Regions from separate parts of the Homo sapiens genome. Here region 1 is linked to region 2. A link is an interaction called in ENCODE POLR2A ChIA-PET data of the cell type or tissue named here. Cell type or tissue: A673. All regions are shown on one strand. Each heading gives the region's core, and the rest is flanking DNA. Links, peaks and the distances in the headings are about the cores only.

Region 1 (9,792 bases), core at 487-8,486, 83 kb before region 2:
AGACTGCTAGGCTACAATGAGAACTTTACAGCATTTTTAGGTTTTCTAACACTCTGACTAGATAGAGTGATTATAGACCACAGTGTCAAGCATACATGGCTATCTGGCACCCCCCAGAACTCATACTCACCTATAATGTTTTATTTTTGGTCAGGCAGGTTGCACTGCATCCAATACTTCTTGGATGACTATGTCTTATTCCCATTACTTCTTTTATTATTTTAAAAAATTTTTTATTGATACATACTAGGTGTACTTGTTTTCAAGATACGTGTGATCATTTGATAAATTTATATAGTCAAATCAAGGTAATTTGTATATCTATTACCTTAAATATCTGTTCCCATTTCTTCTTGTCCTGTGATTCCATGGGAGTTGCACTCCCTGATGTAGTTTAGAAGCAGAGGTACTTGGTTCTGAGTAGTGATACGGAAGGATGAATGGGAGGGTTCCTTTCTCTTTTCTCCTCCTTCCAAAAGAAAAATAAACAGTAATTATGCATTAAAGCAAAAGCTATTACTATTTTCTCTAGAACTGACCTTGATTTCTGTGGTGAGGGTCTGTTCTGATCATCTCTTATTCACCACATTGGTGACCTGGGGGTGTCTCTTACTCTAAATAGTATGAGATTATGGAAAACATGCATCCTTTTTTTTTTTTTTTTTTTTTGAGACAGTCTACACATGAGACTGACAGCAGTTTATTAGTCACATACACTCACAGCCTGGGAAAGGAAAATACCCTGATATGTGCAGGGTCACCTGGGGTTGCACTCAGGCATACAGTGAACAAGCAGGGTCTGTGGGGGGCAGGCTTTGTAGTAACAAAGGGCTGTGGTGACAGGCTGGTTCCTGTCGGCTAAATGTGATTGGTTGCTTTGAATAATGTTGAGAGCTAGCAGGGAAGTGAAACGTCTTAGGTTGAGACCCGGGTGGAGTGCAGCTGGCCTGGCTAATAGGGGAACTAGCCAGGTGGGGAGCTCTTCCCTCTGGGTGAGGAGCATTATCTAATGAAAGCAGGGGAACATGTGGTTAGACCTTTGGGGCCTGTGAGGCTCAAAGGCATCAAGGCAGCAAATGAAATTTTGAGCCTTACAACGTAGGGCATTAGATAGAAGAGAAATAAACTGTATTTTTCTTTCATATTAGCAAATTTGTGTAGTTTATAGTGTTATAGCATGTGTGTATCACGATATATGTTTCTCAATCCAGTTTCAAAAGCTTTAAATTTAGTGTAAATTGCTCTAAGAATCTCACAGTAGGTTGAATGCCAGTCTCAGGACCAGAGTAGAAATGTCGTCCTTAGGTATTTTAGAAAGAATTTGAGGTAAGTGATTTCAAAGACTGAAATCCAGACATTTTAAAACTGTTGAGAAGATGTTAAAGAAAGTCATAAAAGTGGTAGTTGCATTAAACACCAAGAGGTGGACTACAGCAGTGCATTTGATATAACAGCAGGAAGATGAGGGTTCTGCTGAGTGATGTTTCACTTGACCTCTCTGTTCCTTCACTCATTAATATATAAAATAAAGAGTGAGTCTAGATGATTCTACAATCCTTTGTCTCTAAAATGACTGTGATAATTTCGGATAAATAGAAACATTTTATTTAGTGTCTACAAGGCCTAATGCTCCAGAATAATTACACTTTGCCTGTCCCCTACTAATTTATGAATTCCTTTTCTTAAGCAGCATGGAATGCACATTTTCTGGTACACAAAAAAATTCTAAAAAATGACTTTCAAATGAACAAATACATCTAGCTAAGCAAGAGATATTTGGAGGAATTCTGAACAATGCTAAATATTTTGAGTCCTTTACTACTTCAGCAGTTGAACACTATTACTAACTAGCTGGTTATATTATGAAAGTATTAACTAGGGTGCACTGTGGGCATTACGAATGGCAGGGAATGAATGACCCATCAGACTCTATGTGGCACACTGTTTCTCATGCTCCTGTTCAGCTATCCTGCGATCTGGAGAAGTTTAGTTAGCCTCATTCTAGACCTCAAGTCTTCACTATGTCTCCTTTGCAAGGATGCTCCTGATTTCAATCAGCTACTGGAAATGTCAGATGAAAAATGGCACAAATGTGAATTACGACAATAAAAGTTTATAAGCTACTAAAATAAAGTTATAGTACCTAAGAGCGGAGTCAACTGACAATGTTAAACGGAACATTTTACAACCAGTCCTGGGACAATGATAAAAAAAAAAAAAAGGCATACAGAACATGAAGAAGTATCTTATAGGAGACAGACCCAAGATCAAGCTCAGGCTACATGATGGTGTGTGAGCTACCTGGAAAGGGGGCAGGAGGAGGTGATAATCTAAGGTTTGTGGAGTGCCTCCTCTGTGTCCGGCCCTTGACAACCATTATCTCTTTAACTTCTCATGACAACTCAGTAAGGGAGATTCTGTTATCATCATTTCATAGAAGAGAAACTGAGGCTTAAGTGGTCCAGTTATTTGCCCAACGACTACACTGTTAAGGCAAGATTCAACTTTAAAAGTCTACCTGACTAAAGCCCATGCCCTTTCTATATCTTTTTATACCCAATTCTGTCTCTTCACATAGACAGATCATCTCCATATAAATAAAGTAAACTTTAGGTGTCCTGAAGAATCTTTCTGTCTGACTTGATACAAGTGTTTGTCCCATGCTATCAATTCAGGCGATGCTTCTCTTTACCATGTAAATCAGCTATACAGAGAATGTTAAATGAATCTAAATATGGAAAAAATGTGGGACTAGAATGAAGATGAGCATTAGAAAGAAAGCCACATGCTAAAAATGATATTTAAGAATGAATACAGGAGCATTATAGAAAGTTTGAATACGTAATATGGCAATCTTCGGTTTGGGGTTTTCTTTTCTTTTTTTTTTTAAGATAATCCCACTCACAAAATGTTTTGTCCATATCCACAGATTTATACTATCTTTCTCTAACTTTTCTAGTACAAATGTCCTTCTCTCCTGTCACCCACAAACTCCCAAATACCAAGTCATAGTACTTGTCATTTCTGTTTTCCACAGCATCCCCAGTGATGAGAGTGCTCTGGTGTGCCCAGGGGGATCTAGTAGTATCTCCCAAAAGGCTGGTATTTGCCATAATGAAACAATTTCTTTAAAATATTATGTTTTACCTTTAAAGATCTTAGTGAATTTATATTCTTCTTCCTCATCTGACTCTCTTATAATATAGTCTTTTCAATTACTTATTATGGACCAGAATTCATGCTCCAAGAAGAATTAATGTCATGTTAATTCTGAAGCTTCACATACTCTGTGCAAACTCCTCTTACACTAGTCAGAGAAACATGGTGATAAAAAGGTATAATCGCATGACATGCAAAGTGCTGATGTGAAATGAAAAGGACAGAAATACAATTGGGATATTAATTCAAGAGGGGAAAAAATAGCACTGTTTGAATAGGCTTAGAAGGATGGTTTAGTTCTTCCTGAAAATAAGTAGGATGTTATTGCACCTTATCTTGACCTCCACCTCAACTCTCCCCACTCAAGTACAATCAAATGTTTAGTTCCTGTGTGCACACATGCACGGGCACACACACACACATGCACACACACAAAAGCACACATATACACATCAAAAAGGCTACACAATATCCAATAGACAAGACTTATAGAGAAACATTCAGTGAACTTCATTTACTCATCTAAACACCAGATACAGGCATCATGTAACTGTAGCAATAAAACCATAAATTTTCATTATAATAGAACCCAAATAAAATGGTAAAGTGGAACCACAAAATAGGTATAGTAATACTTATTTATACCTATCATAATACCTATTTTGGTATTATTTTGCCAAATAATCCCTATTTGTCAGGCACTGATCTAAATACTGAAAATATAAGGATAAATAAGACACACACAGCTACTGCAAATTAATAGCATAATCAGGATTACCTTTACAACCCAGTTCTTTTGACAAAATAATACCTATTTTGTAAGTTGCACTTTACCGTTTTATTTATTTGTGCTATAATTTATTTAGGCTAGCTTTCAGATATAGGTCCAAGAATATAATAGACACAGCTAATTTTCATTGCTGATCCATAGTAATAGTCATTGAGTAGGTAAAAGACAGAAGACAAACAGCTTTAAATGGGAAGTGGCACAATTAATCACAATTGTCATACTTATGCACTTGCTGACTATGATCAGAATATTTAAGTTAAATCCCATTTATAAGTATGCATTGTCAAGGGAGAGGCCAAGAACCACTTTCTACTGCAGGAAACAACCCTACAACCCATGTGCCAAAGATGGTACTGAAGCCCAGTCCTATTGGGTCAACAGACTGATTGCTCTGGTCCCACACCCTCTTCACCTTCCATTGTAGGAGTTGTTCCTATAAAAAGGCAAGGAAATGATGAAACCTTGTCATTGGTGTCTTCAAAGATGATAATTTCATGTTCTCATAATGCATAACAGTAAAAAAATTCAACTCATTCAGAGCTAGCTACAGTTAAATTAAATTCTCTCTGTTAAGTTAGATTTTTCCCTTTTAAGCATTCTGTAGTGCAATGTAAATACATTTGGTAATACTAGTTCTCCTTGCTGTTTTTAAAGTATTGCCTAAAATTAAGTATCACATATACAATATTCATAAAATAGTGCATTATATTTTATATATTAAACAATACCCCAAAATTTACTGAAGAAATAAAAAGTATGTACGTGGATAGAGATAGAGACAGAGGCAGAGGCAGGGACAGAGACAGAGGCAGAGACAGAGATAGAGATAGAGTTATAGCACAGCTCCAAAGCAAAAGTCAAAACTTAGAAGCAAATTAAAGTAATTACCTTGAACCTTGAATAGTTTCATATATACCCAGTATGACATCATAATGAAGTACAGATCCTTTATTTGGTGGTATCAAATTGAAGAATTTACTTATTAGGTGAAAAGAAAATCTCCATGTTAGCCAGAGATTGCAAGTAATTTGACCAATGAGGTCTGTGATATTATCATAAGGTAGCCCTGGATTTATCAAAGTTGTGAAAATAATCTAACATCTATCACCTATATACATCATCTCACTATCCTTACAATTAGCATATGAAACAGACTCTCTGGTCATAGAAAATACTTTTCATTCATTCACTATATATTTGCCAAATAATCCCCACATGCCAGGCACTGTTCTAAATACTACAAATATAAGGATAAATAAGATACACACATGGCTCCTGCAAGTTAATGGAATAGTCAGGATTACCTTTACAACCCAGTTCTTCTGACACCTATATTTGTGCGATGCAAATTAAGAGTGTTTTGTGACCTTCAAAATATTTGGGGTGCTTTGCTTATCATTTTACTATTAATTACAGAATTAAATAAATTTTGACAATCAAGTTTCAGATGAGCTTTTTTGCTTTGTGGATATTACTGAAGCGAACAAAGCTCTATGAATTGTGGAATGATAAAATATTCACAGAAACTTACAACTCTGCAGTTGAATAACAATTACATTTGTTCCAAACAGGCAATTGGTTTCCAAACACATTAAACAAAGGCAATTTAGAAAGCTTCTTCTTCTTCCTGGCATCATTAACATTGTTGAACGTCCTGGGATTCTGCAGTGTTTCACAAAGGTAAGTAAGTGTGTGGTAAGATGAAAAATTTCTGAGTCCATGAAATATTGGTCTGGGAACCATCACTGAGCCAGGGAATTCTGTACACCATGACTGGACAAATTAGAATATTAGAGCAATTCAACAGATTATTCAGGGTAAGAAATTTCAATTTGGAACTTCACTTTTTCCATCAATCCTTATAATAAAATAGTACTTTACAAATTCTAAAACATATCCTAACACAAGATTTTTTTCCCCACTATGTAGCATCACTTTAGAATTAGAAATAAGCTTATCGATAATAAGAACGAGTGAATCATTACCACTAAAAGCAAATACCATTAAACAAATAGCTAGAAATCTAATGATGCTTGAGATTTGGATCCTATTCAGGCTTTTAAATCAGCAGTGACCATTTCAAGGTCAATTTAAAAAAAACTACAAAATCCCTTAGCTTGTCACCTGAGAGTGGCTTAATATGTACCAGCTACCATCCATCCACCCATCCATTGCCAGCCTCTCTCTCTCTCTCTCTCTCTCTCTCTCTCTCTCTCTCTCTCTCTCTCTCTCTCTCTCTCTCTCCCCTTGACATATTCTTGGACAGCTGTGTACTTTTGAGAAAATTCTCTAACCTCTCTGGGCCTCTGTTTTTACACATGTAAAATAAAAAACCTCTTGTGGGTTTTACGGGGACGAATATTGATAAAGTGCTAATCACAATGTCTGTCACGAAGCAGAAACTAAGCAGATTTTCATTTTCCTCACTTCCTTCCATCCATTTATCTCTTTAGTCATTTAGTCATATATTATCTCATCCATTGTCACTTCACCTTTGCCTAGGTCATTATTTTATTAACCTAACAAATCTCTTTTTGAACATCAGCCATGTGATAGGTGGTGTCATAAACCAGAAAGATGTCAAAGTCAGTATGTCAATAAAGGTTTATTTTCACCAGTGTTCTGCTCTCATTGGGCTTATGGTCCAGCATAAGAAAGAATCAAACCTCATGCAAGGCAGAATTGAAAACAAAATTAAAAGCCTTAATAGCTCCCTGAATTTTTACATTTCTTACACTCCAAAGTGTATAAATTATCAAACTGATCCTTCACAGTATATACTTTTCCTAAATGCTGATCTCATTCTTAGATTGAAAATCAAATTAGAGAACCAGAAAGTTTTGCAGAAAGGTCCAACAGGAATGTTCTCAGCATTGTAGCAAAACAGATTTCACATGGCCTCATTCCCCTCCATCTACTGCCTCCAGACACATAAGTGGTGCTCACCCAGCAATTCTCAAAAACCTGCACCATCTCTCAATTTTTATTTTGTATCCTATGGTAAGGTTTGATCCTTGTCTTTCATAAAATAATTTAGTCACCCAAGTTGAGTCCAGTTTCACAATTTACATGCTATACAAACTTCAGCAAGCTGTTTAACCTTGCTAAACCTCAGTTACTTCATTTGAAAAATGGAAATGATAAAAATAGTAACTGTATCATAAGGCTTTTGTGAGGATGAGTAAATGCTCTGAAGTGTTAGCAATTGTAATTATAATGGTCTTATGCCTAGCCATATGCTCTCTTCTTCCTCCTTTTTATTCTTCTCCTAGACTTACATTGAGGTGTGGCCAAGATGACCGCAGTCATGCACAGAGTTCAGGTAGAAATGGCACTGGACCCAGAATCTATTAGCCCAGGGATTTACTCATTAATATATACACTCAACCAACATGCTAAGCATTGTTCCAGGCAATAGAGAAATAGAGTTGAACAGGCAAACTTGTAGTCTACATGGAGCTAACATCTAGGGCCCAAATTAAAATATTCAAGTGTGATTCCTTCTCTCTGATTGTGGAACTAGTGAGTTCCTGTAAAGAAGTGAGAAATAGTGGCGTGGAGTGCAGAGGAGGAGGTAAGAATAAAAATATACAACACACCAGAGATTGGAGGAACCAAAGATGAGAAGTGACTAAGTAAAAATGTAAAGTTCATTCAGAAATGAATCTGATTCTTACCAAATCTTCTCCATCTCCTATCTACTTTCTCTTCTCCTGCATACTTTCTTAGGGAGGGAATAAAGATAGAGAGAGAGGAAGAAACAAAGCAAGAAGGAAAGAAATTAATTTTCTATGTGTTGAGCAGCCTGTGTTTCTTGGGTGGCATGCTATACACACACAAACAACTGCACTTACTCCCCACCACCTTCTTGGCATATAGATCTTCTCATTCTACATTATAAATCAAAAAACTAAAGTGCAAAGCTAGTTAAATAAACTGACCAAGTTCACACAACTAGGATTCAACCCCAAATTTGTCTCTGAAGCCCATGCTTCTACACTTCTATACTATGCTGCCTCCAGGTGCCATAGAAGAGCTGCCTTCTTGCTCTCTGACAATTCCTAACTTGGTTTGGGAGAAAACTATTTCCTTCAGTTAAAATAACTCTACCCACTACCACCTGTTGACGAGCACCCCACAGGAAAAGAATGGATGTCACATGTCAGAAGTAAGGAGATTCTGGAAAATTTGCCTCCAGAGATTAAGCAGCTAGAACCAATGACATCAATGCCAAAGCACATGCTGCCTTGGGGACCTATTGGCCATTGGGATTGGACAGGCCAAGTCAGAAGAGTTAAGCAAGACACAGTATGAAACCTGAGAGAGAAAGACCAGTGTCTGCAGTGAGGAGCGCATGATTCCGATTTTTTTCTATACTGATTATTTTTGTCAAACACTAATGAACAATAAGCATGCAAAGAAATGGGGAAAAGTACCGATGTCCCAGGGACAGCATTATTGAAACACATTACTTACAAGTCAAATCATATTTAATCTCAGCACATATGCAATCACAATCCCATTTTTTATCAAACCCAAAGGTGTATCTGTTCACAGCCAGGTAATAGTGGCAAATCTATCAAGAACAAGGCAGTCCCAACTTATTCTTGTCCTCAAGATCTTGAGGACAGTGTATTAATTATGAAACAACATCCTCACCAAAATACAGGTAGGATGAGGTCTGTTTTAGCACCCTAGACACCCCCACAGCCAAGTTCATATTAGTCTGATACAATCTTATTGTTAAGTCCTAGAACCAAACCAATCTTGTGAGGGTTACTGGGACATTATCTCAAATCCCCAGCTGCATAAAGCTAGGAATTATCCATAAATATAAGGCCAGACTTACCTGTCACATGTACCACATCAAAGAAACTGAAAACAACCCCTCCACAATCAAATTTGAAATACTGCATTAGTGACATGTCATACTCGAGGCTTTCCAGTTTAGGGGTGAAGGAAGTAGGTAGATGAAAGTAAATATGTCTACAGTGCTTTATATAAATATGTATTCTATCCCACATTTGGTGCTAAAATAAAAAGAAATTTCAGGTGTTTTGAGAGGGAGTGGGCAGAGAGTGTTTGTTTTTATAACTAACACCACTGTCCTTCCAGTGTTGTGAAACACATGTTATAAAGTTGATATTGCACTTGTTTTGTCAAATATTCTAGTAATCTTTTGTGTCTATGCTGTAAGAATTATTGAAAGTGACATAAATCAGAGACAAATGACCAGAGTTGTTCAGGCAGTATTCATTCTCTTAGAGTTACAGTTACAGTTATTTTTAGTAATGTACTGAGAAGGAAAAGAAGGTAAAATTAACTTTTGAAACCTTCACAAATCAAAAATAGATGACTGACCCCATCTATTTTTGAAACTTATGTGTATGTGATAAAATTAAACTTATAGCCGATATTCATTTGTTCATTTGACAAATATTTATTGAACATCTACTATGTATCAATCACTGGGAATAAAGCAGTGAATAAAGCAATTTGAAGTTCCTATTTTGCTGGAACTTACCCGAAAGTGTTTAAGAAAGTAATTTGTCTTTAGAGGCAGTATGCCATGGAGGAAAAGCGCCAGGATTCAGAATAATCAAGTTCTGGTTCCAAATCCAAACTCTGCCAACTACTATTTCTATGAACCTTAAGCAAGTTATTTAATCTCTTGGAAACTTCAGTTTCTTAATCTGTGAAATGGGATGATTCTATCCCACCCTTGCATGGGGCTGGTACTTAGAAGACACTGGAAAGGCAGGTTTTTCTGGAGGTTGGGGATGGAGAGTGCACATTCTAGAAATATATTCATAGACTCCTTCTTTGACAATGGTGCTTTCCAC
Region 2 (9,792 bases), core at 597-8,596:
GCCCTTACTGAGGAATACACTAGTAATGAGCTTCAGATAATCCAACTCACTAGAGAGACATAGACATAAGGACTGATGAGTAGGGCTAAATACAGTATGTAAAACATACAGTTACTATAGAACTAAGATCAAATGAGCTTTAATAAAAGGGGAAAGTATAGTATTAAAAGCTACATGTTTAGATAATATAGATATAGCACACCTATAACACTTAATGGGGAGAATGAGGAAAGTATATGCAAAAACAATTTAGTTATTTTCAGTAATTATATTGCCAGTGATCTATTAGTATTGTTTGGGTATGTAATATTAGAATTGGGTAAATGATTAATTATGCAATGTTCTGATTCTATGATCCCCTGTGTCCTTGGGAACTAAGATTTTGGTATGCAAGAAAGGAAATACAGATGCAATGCAGAAGTTAAAAAAAAAAAAAACTGTGCTCTGGAATTTAAATTAAAACTATCAGTGTGAACTCATGGAATAACTTTGTCCACTGAAGATGCTTAGAAACAACAACCATCTCTAGCAAAGAGGTTGTGGCTTTAAAGTAACATTTCCCCCCAAAACAACAACCAACTGTTCTTGAAGAAGTGGCTATTTCCATGTCTACGGTAAGAAATGTACGAGTTGCACCTGGAAAACCTTGTCATGCCAAATAGCAAAACAAAATTATCAGTCATGTTAAAAGAACTTGATGGCATGGTGGCTAACGCGCGTAATCTCAGCACTTTGGGAAGGCAAAGCGGGTGGGTCAGTTGAGGTCAGGAGTTCAAGACCAGCCTGGCCAACATGGCGAAATGCCATCTCTATTAAATATACAAAAATTAGCCAGGCATGGTGGCAGGTGCCTATAATCCCAGCTTCTCGGGAGACTGAGGCAGGAGAATCGCTTGAACACGGGAGGCAGAGGTTGCAGTGAGCTGAGATTGCACCACTGCACTCCAGCCTGGGCAACAGAGCAAGACTCCATCTCAAAGATAAATAAATAAACAAACTAACAAATAAATAAATAAAATAACTCGAAAGCCAACCTGAAGAAGCTCCCACTAGCCAAATGCAGGACAATTTAAGCTTCAGTGAAGATATCTAAGTGGATCGAATGGGGATTGAAATTTCATCTTTCAGAAGGGATCAACACGACTCTGAATCCAGCTGCCAATTTGTAGAAATACAGAGGACAAAGAAAAGTGTTAAAAGGAAAAACACAGGCTATAAGAAATTTTGCAGATCAAATCCCTCAGGTTCTTCAGTGAATATCCCTCAGGTTCTTCAATAAATAATTTGTGAGGAAAAGAAAGGGATAGAGGGAGGATCTGCAGATTTAAAAATATTTAGAAGTCCTAAAATTTGAAAAATAGGCAAGACAAAATTATAGTGGCTAGGGATACACAATTTTGATGAAACTATAAAGAACTGCCAAAAAATGCTTATTATAGAATTAGGATAGTGGTTACTTTGAAGTGAAAGAGAAGTGCTGAAACTGGAACGGGCTCCTTGGGTAGCCAGAAAAGTTCTATTTCTAAAGATGGGTAATTATTTCAACAAATGCCTCGCTCATTAATCTACACAGTTCCGTGTTATTTTTCTGTAACTATGTTTCATTTTACATAAATAGTAAACAAATACATGCTAAATAAATATTAGCTACACTTAAAATCAAACTGAAAATATTTTGTAATATTCTAACATAATAAGAAGTAGCTAAATGCTAGAAAACAGAGCTTCAAAATTAAGACATTCTAAGAAAATCTCTCTGATTCTCTGATTACCACTTTACATTTTTTGGAATACATGGGTGCCTAGCACTGAGCTTGAACCAAGGCCCAAACCCAGTTCTCCCTGGGATGTTTTAGCTTTTAGAAGAGCTCCCTCTTCTTTATTTAGAAATAATAAGTGACATAGAACATCGCTGGTCAGACTCCCCAGCACGCCAACTCTGGGACAGAGAGCTGCACGCATGAAGCTTATTGGGGAGTGCTCATGGGACCATCTGTGAGGAAGTGAAGGAAGACGGCTTACGCCAGTGAAAGAATGCAATTGCGATGCAGACAGACCTCAGACAGTCCCATGAAAGTCCTGGAGCTGGAATAAGTATTCAGAGTTGTCCCACCTTGAGGCAAGGAGCATGGGACTTTATTACACACAATTTGTTTGGGGCCCCAACAACCAGTCATAGATGAGGGCTGCTCTAGGGAAAGGAGTGTGAGCTACTTTGGGCCAAGTAGATCTCTTCCTTTGAGGGTAATTCCCAGACAGTCATTCAGGTCCATGCTGTCAACCACCTATTTCCCAGGTGTTTGGAATGAGTGCCTCCATCCTGAAGGAAGATCTAGACAGTGACCCACTACCAAGAGCAATTCAACCATTTTGCTTCTCTTCAGTCAATCTATGTGTCAAGCATACTTTGTCTCTAGAAGCTTGCATTTCACTTTGCTCTACCTTTTGAGCCTATGTTCTGAAGAAGAGTTTTGCTTCAAACTTTCAAAGAAATCTAGAAATTTGGCCTTTAAAATATTTTCTATGCATATCAAAATTCAATTTATGTGAAAAGCTGCAACACATTACTATTATCACAACATTGTTACTGATTCAATCAACACTTATTGAATGCAAAGCCTTAGGAACCCAGTGGTGAACAGAGTCCCCTTTTGACTAAAGTTTACTGTCTCCTGCTTATTCACTCCATGTTGTTCAATGCTGCATAATGATGACATTCTCATATGTTCTGAGTAATCCTTCATTCACTTCCATTCTGGGGATAAATGTTACAGATGATATTTATGCCATTCTTAAAAAATCAGTAACATTTCAAGATTTTTCTGTGACATTTCTTCTCTGTGCTAAATGGTTTCTTTAACTTGATATCTACTTGAGATTGCATCAGAAGAATGAGGCAGGGGCTTTAGATAGCAATTCAAGATGGACTTCCTGATGTCTTTGTAACAATCGGGTTTCATACTCTTGAGACAGTTGAAAAAAAAAATCATACTTCCTGTGTTTGCAATCATTCCACATCATTCACTTTTTTGCATAAATACATAGAACATGTGTTGGGATTTAATTCTCCAGGGGTGTTTTACATTTCTGCATGTTAAGACATAATGCTTGGACTGTGGAACATACTTCTCACTTTATAATGTTGATTATTATTGTTATTTTTATCATTCTTTAGCTTTTTTCTCATCATTGATTTACATGCTGGTGTCCTCCACACTATTAGGAACTGCTTCCGAGTAGGGGACCACATTTTATCCACCTTTTTGCCTCCAGGCATAGTGCAGTCCCTTGAACATGGAAGAGACTCAATAAGTGTGTTAAAATAAATTGAACTCGAGTACATCGAACTGTGCTGTGATTTACGCGTAATATTAAAACTTTGCCCTAGCAAATGTTAAAGCTGTTGTTTTGCATTTCTACAGAAGTTCAATAGAACTCTTGGAATTCAAAGTTCCAAATATAAATTTCACTGGCTTTAAATAATTGTTTAATAATAAAATCCAGTATTAAGTAAAATAAGATTTTCTTGTATAAATTGTTTCTACCTTTCGTAAAAGCAATCTGGCAATATTTATCAATTTTTTAATCTACTTGTATACAAGTTCATATGTAAGAACACATCCTAAATAAATAATCTTAAATATAAACAAATACGTAGCCAAAATGATGTTGAGTTTTTACTTTTATTTCTTTAATCCTTCCTGCAAACCTGGATAGTACAAGTTATCTTTACTCACTGCACTTCTGTAATTTAGGGAATATATTCTATATAGAAAAGGGGCTTCCAGTGTCCCTCAATTTTCCAAACTCAAAAAGAAACAAAACAAAACAAAATTTGAACCTTTAGCAAAAAGTTTGGCTACTTATTTAGGTTATTTATGGCTACTAATTGTTATCAGTACACAGAGATTTTAGGAATAGGTGTAGATTCTTGACAACTGTATAAATGAACACGTAAAGATGTAATTTTGACACGTGTTTTAACTTCACATCCTGATTTGGCCTTTGTGCCTGTTGGAAGACAACATTTGTTCTCTTTGATAAGCAGTAGAAATTTTATCAGATTTTGTAAAAATTAATGAAGTACAAGAAGTCAGAAACAAATGTTCTCTGATACCACTTTGCTAGAGCAAGATGACAGGAAAGCTGCAGGTTAAGGGCTCCCTAGGGAGTTTCTGAGCACTCATGAGGGAGAGTTGGAAGATCTGGAGACGGAGTGCACGAGCTGGGAATCCCCTCTTGGTGGACTATGGGTGTGCCCATAGTCCATAGGTAATTTCTTCTCTCTTCCAGCTGCCATCTAATTATAGAGTAGGGGATCCGCAAAGAGTCTCCTATGAGCTCTTGAAACAATTCTCCTTCCCCTGCTGGCCTATCTCGGTGAGTGCAAACAGGGCCGCCCCCAAACATCCTTGAACTTGAGGCAGGTTAAACTATGTAGCAGCTTCAGTTTCCCCCATCAGCACCACAAATACTTAACTCCAGGCCCAGTCTGTAGCAAAGACCATAGTTGCCACCTGTCTTAGTCTGTATTGCTATAAAGGAATACCCAAGGCTGGGTAATTTATAAAGAAAAGAGGTTTACTTGACTTACAATTCTGCAAGCTAAACCACAGCACCAGCATCTGCTTCTAATAAGGGCTTCAGGCTGTTTCCACTCATAGCAGAAGATAAAGGGGAGCCAGTGTGTGAGAGATCACATGACAAGAGAGGAAAGCAAGGGCAGGGGAGGTGCCAGATTCTTTTTAACAACCCACTGTCCCGGGAACAAACAGCAAGAGCTCACTTACTACCACGTGAACGGCACCAAGCCGTTCGTGAGGGATCCGCCTCCTGAGCCAAACACCTCCCACTAGACCCCATCTCCAACACTGGAGATCAAATTTCAACATGAGATTTGGAGGGGACAAATACTCAAACCATAAGCACTCCCTTCTTCACCCAGGACCTAGAGGCAAGGCCTGACCACTATGAAAGTAAGGATGGTATTAATGCATGGCTTTGAAGTCATTAGCTATATTCAGAATAAGAGGACTATGGAAGAAGACCATCCTTAGTCTCATTTAATAATAGTAAATTGATCCAAATTCAAAAATAGCTTCCTGTTGCAGAGAAGTAAAATTCTTGTAAAGGATTTATTTCAAAGCAGTGCTAATTAATCCCTGGAGCTAGACAAGGGTGTCGTTTCACGCTGTTCCTGAGAAAAAGCCTCTCTCAGGGCACCAGCATTTCCCTCCCAGCCTCTCAGGCTCCAGGGGGCCGGCACAGCTGCACTCTGGCCACCACCCCTGGGCAGAACCTGCAGAAGCTTCCTTTCTGTTCCTCTCAAGTAGCTTAGCAGACACTCCCAAAATGGATAAAAATGTAAGCAGACACAGGATAGGATGTAGGGAGAAGAGCTCAGGAATTCCAGAACTTTACGAAACTGAAAAATTGTATGGGCTCTGAATAAAGTGCATATATATATATACACACACATATATATACATAAAGTACATACATATATATATATATATATATATATATATATATATATATGCGCATAACTTCAATTCTCCTTTCTCTTTATCTCATGGGATGAGGGGAAGAGGTTCCATAGTTACCAAAGGAACAAAATTTCAGAATCATAGCCTTGGGGCAAGTGTCCAAATTTCCCTGGTGTTTCACAATATTGAAGTAGAGAGGCCACTTGTAGCTGTAGAGGTATTAAACTGGGCCAGCCACAGTAGCTCACGCCTGTAATCCCAGCACTGTCTCTGATTTGACCAGGAATTTGAGACCAGCCTAGGCAACATACTGAGACCTCGTCTTTATATTTTTTTAAAAAAATTAATCAATGTATTAGTCCGTTTACACACTGCTGATAAAGACATACCTGAGACGGGGAAGAAAAAGAGGTTTAATTGGACTTACAGTTCCACATGGCTGGGAGGTCTCAGAATCATGGCGGGAGGCAAAAGCAACTTCTTATATGGCAGTGTCAAGAGAAAAATGGGGAAGAAACAAAAGTGGAAACCCCTGATAAACTCATCAGATCTCGTGAGACTTATTCACTATCACGAGAATAGCATGAGAAAGACAGGCGAGAGAATTGCCTCCCCTTGGGTCCCTCCTACAACACGTGGAAATTCTGGGAGATACAATTCAAGTTGAGATTTGTATGGGGACACAGCCAAACCATATCAATCAACAAATAATTTTTTTAAATAAAAGATAAAGAAATATTAAACTGCACTTTGGCCAAGTCCTCTTTAGGGGAGGAGAAAGACGAATCCATCAGCATCACTATTTGGGAAAAAAGAGAATATGATGGAGCCTTAGGAAGACAAAACATCAATTTATGCAACCATTATCATTTACAAATTAGGAAAAGAGGAAGTAGCCATGGAGTGATATTTTGAAAGCTGAATAAATGCCAAGATGAGGAAGAGCATTTGGGAACAGAGAATTGCATGAGGGAAAGAGGAGCAGGGCAAGTGAGCCAGCAGAGTTCGGGAAAGCTGTAGCATGGATATCAATTAATGAAGATAGCTGAGAATACGTCTGGAGAGACAAGCAGGGGTCATACCAAAGTCTCAACTTGATGTCTTGGGCAGTGGGGACTCAGGCCATCAACTCAACTGTGTTCTGAGATGTAACTAGTAGTTACAGGACACTAAAGGTAGAGAAACATAATGTACTGCAGTCAAGCTAAAGACAGCCATATCCCTGGAAGGGAGGATGTGGAAACCCACCTCTTCACTGCCCTAGGCCAAGCCTTGTGCCTAGAGGCTCCAGTCCCACTGCTGACATTTATTCACTGTGTGAGCAAGTTAGCTAATCTCTCTGGAATTCCTTTTTTAATTCCTTTATGGTGGTGGATATTTATACCTGTTTTGCAGGGTTGCTGTAACAATTAAGTGAGTTAATAATATAGGTAAAATCGTATATAATATAATATAATATAATATAATATAATATAATATAATATCTGGCATGTAAATACTCAGTGAATGCGATTTTATTTTATCTTCTCCTTTATTCCTTATTTTTATGTGACCATAACCCTACTGTAATGAATTTCTATCCCTTTCACCTGTTCAAGTCTAACTTGATTTGTTTATTCGCTTATTCATTAGTCTATTCATTCAGTGATGGTTATTAAGTGCTTGTCATGTACCAGGAAATACGGTAGGGGTTGAAGATGAATATGGCAGTGCCTACTCTATTGGAAAAGGGAAATAAATAACTACACAAAGGCAATGTAAAAACTATATGAAATCTCTCTTCACCGCTCCAGTTGTAAGTGATCAATCATCTGTCTGATTTTTTATGCCACTTTCATCACTTATGGCAAAATTACCTTGAAATGTAGTTAACTTTTCAAGTGACTGTGACTCTTTTCCCCAACCAGATGTAAGTTCCGTAAGGAAGGGCACTATAGCTCATCATTGGTGTAATTTCCTCGGTGCCCTGATCATGAGAATTCCATAAATACATGTTAGCGATTGTGATAAGATGAAGAGGCAGGACCTTATTCACTCACACAGTTATGCAGACGAATTCCTCTCATTAACATGCTAACATTTTGCTCCCCATTTTGTGACTTACCGTGGTATCAATGTCAAAGAAAACAAGGCAAGCATTATAAGTTAACGTCCATAAGACTAATGTGTCCTTGTCCATTCTCTGCAAATAATCATATTCCTAAACTTCAACACTTCTAAGGTCTTCATTCTCATCCCTACCCCACTTATAGTCTGTGGATGGGTGACCTAGCTTTTTCTTTCACATAAAAAGTAAAATGTACTGAATGAACATTCCTCAGATTTTTCGTCTCCTGTCCCTCACCTACACACCCATTTATATCCCCATCTACATTTCTTCTTCCCCATCCTGTCTTCATTCTTGCTTAGCATTAGGCACATCAACTCTCCTCTGAATTTGATTTTTTCTCAAATTCAGATGAAACTTAATTCTTCACTTACTTTTCCCTGTTGCAAGCCCAATATATTTTTTAAGCCTTTATCTGATGGCTACTTCCTTGGAGCAAATAAGCATGTTCAAGTGTCTCCAATTAATTAAAAAGTAAGAAAGACGATGGAGGAGGGGAAGGAAGATGAAGATAAAAACCATTCTTTGACTGATTCCCCTCCACTACCTTATCTCTTCTCTCTATTCATAGCCAACCTTAGTTTGGGTGTAGGTGCATTTTTAATGACTTTCCTCAAATTACAAAATGACTACAGTCCCAATCAGAAGTCTTAGAAAACATATTTCACAAACATTTTTTATGTCTGTATATTTTCTTCAACATAATTTTAAGGGTTGTATATTTTTTTCATGACTGAATCCTAAATTGCTTAACCAATGCCTTACAGTTGCACATCAAAGTTTCCAGTTTTTTCTTATAAACAATTCTATGATGAGTTATCTGTAGATGTACTTCTTTTTACATATCTGTGATAATTTACTTAGTAACAAAATGCAATTTCTTGGCCAGAGACCACATTTTGGAGGAGTTTAATGTATTCACAGCTAACCTGCCTTGAAAGAGTTCACTTAATATCTATCCTTCTTCTCCCGATGTTCTCTCTTCAGCCCACTGAGGTTACATGGCAGTGGCAAGAGAAAAATGAGGAAGAAGCAAAGTGGAAACCCCTGAAAAACTCTTCAGATCTCGTGAGACTTATTCACTATTGTGAGAATAGCATGGAAAAGACTGGGGAAAGAATTTCCTCCCCCTGGATACCTTCCACAACACGTGACATCGCTAAATCTCTTTGAATTGCCCTCCAAGTGTCCAATTTTTAGAGTGGACTCACTAATCCCTAAAGCATTTGGAACTCACTAACCAAAAAGCATTTGGCACCAGTGACAATCCTTTCCCATCGCCATGAAATGTTCTCCCCTCTTGTTTTCTGTCACATCACTGACCTTTGTTTTCTTTCTTGACTTTCTGTGCCTCCACCTCCCAAGTCAGTCTTTTCCATATTCATTGTGCCACCCATTAAAGTTGTTATACTGTGCTTGACCTTCTTTACAGTGTATTTGATCTTCCTGGGCAATCCCATCAACCAAAATATTAAACTACCACCTAGAAACAGATAATTCCAAAATCTCAACTTTCAGTCTAGAAATTTGTCTCCTTAGCTGGACATTGTCTTCAAACTCAGTATTTCTAAAACGGAACTCGTTATTTTCCACCCAAATTTTTCCTTTGCCTGCATTTTATATTTCAGTTATGATGGCTCTATGATAGTACCTAGTTGTCTCCACTTCTGGTTATTTATCAAGGTCTACTCCTGTTCTCCTAGAGTTCTCCTTTCCTCTAAATGTGAATGAACTGTGATACATCCATTATACAGCACATTATATTTTGAACAATGATCAGCCTTCCATATTTTTCTGTAACCTATTGTTCTTTGCTCTCTATGTCATGTCCACACTGGGAACTAGGTCTGTGTCCACAGCAGACAGGACAATAATTATTTTGGTTACAAGGAGAGATATAAATTAATAACTTGCTTGTTTATATTAAATAAATGTTTGTTGAATTGAATGAATGAATGATGGTATTTTGCTCCTTGGCAAAATTCTTAAGTAGGAGATATCTTTGGTGCTTGCCTTCCTTTTCCTCATCCCTTCTATTATTTCTCCCTCTCCCAAGGCACTCAAGCCTTTCATGTTGACCAGTCTCTCTTGTGAAACAGGAAAAGTGACTTGATACAAACCGTCCTTGTGAAATCCGTGATAACTCTCTCTGGAATATTTGCATGTTGAGAAGACAATGGGATAGCAAAATTTAACAAA

What was found. ChIA-PET counts read pairs that join two places held together with the same protein. Peaks named below come from ENCODE experiments on the same cell type or tissue, not always from the same donor. Only the 100,000 strongest peaks of a DNase experiment are listed, where the experiment ranks them.
Region 1: POLR2A ChIA-PET joins it to region 2 with 6 read pairs; 3 of 35 experiments call an interaction of 5 or more read pairs at or near these places.

Annotation. Positions count from the first base shown.
Region 1 is chr12:16,190,182-16,199,973 of GRCh38, reverse strand. It overlaps SLC15A5 (solute carrier family 15 member 5), which reads left to right. Exons shown (of 9, transcript NM_001170798.1): 8 at 5,521-5,629. It overlaps LOC101928362 (a long non-coding RNA gene), which reads right to left. Exons shown (of 11, transcript XR_001749028.1): 2 at 329-469. Among named protein-coding and RNA genes, the nearest start is that of SLC15A5, 83 kb to the left of the region's middle. In A673, for the core only: no CTCF peak of the experiment used is centred there; no DNase peak of the experiment used is centred there.
Region 2 is chr12:16,107,769-16,117,560 of GRCh38, reverse strand. The region is part of intron 1 of LOC101928362 (a long non-coding RNA gene); the gene reads right to left. Among named protein-coding and RNA genes, the nearest start is that of SLC15A5, 170 kb to the left of the region's middle. In A673, for the core only: no CTCF peak of the experiment used is centred there; DNase peaks (open chromatin) are centred at 4,190, 4,760 and 5,160; H3K4me3 peaks cover 1,072 bases; H3K27ac peaks cover 3,032 bases.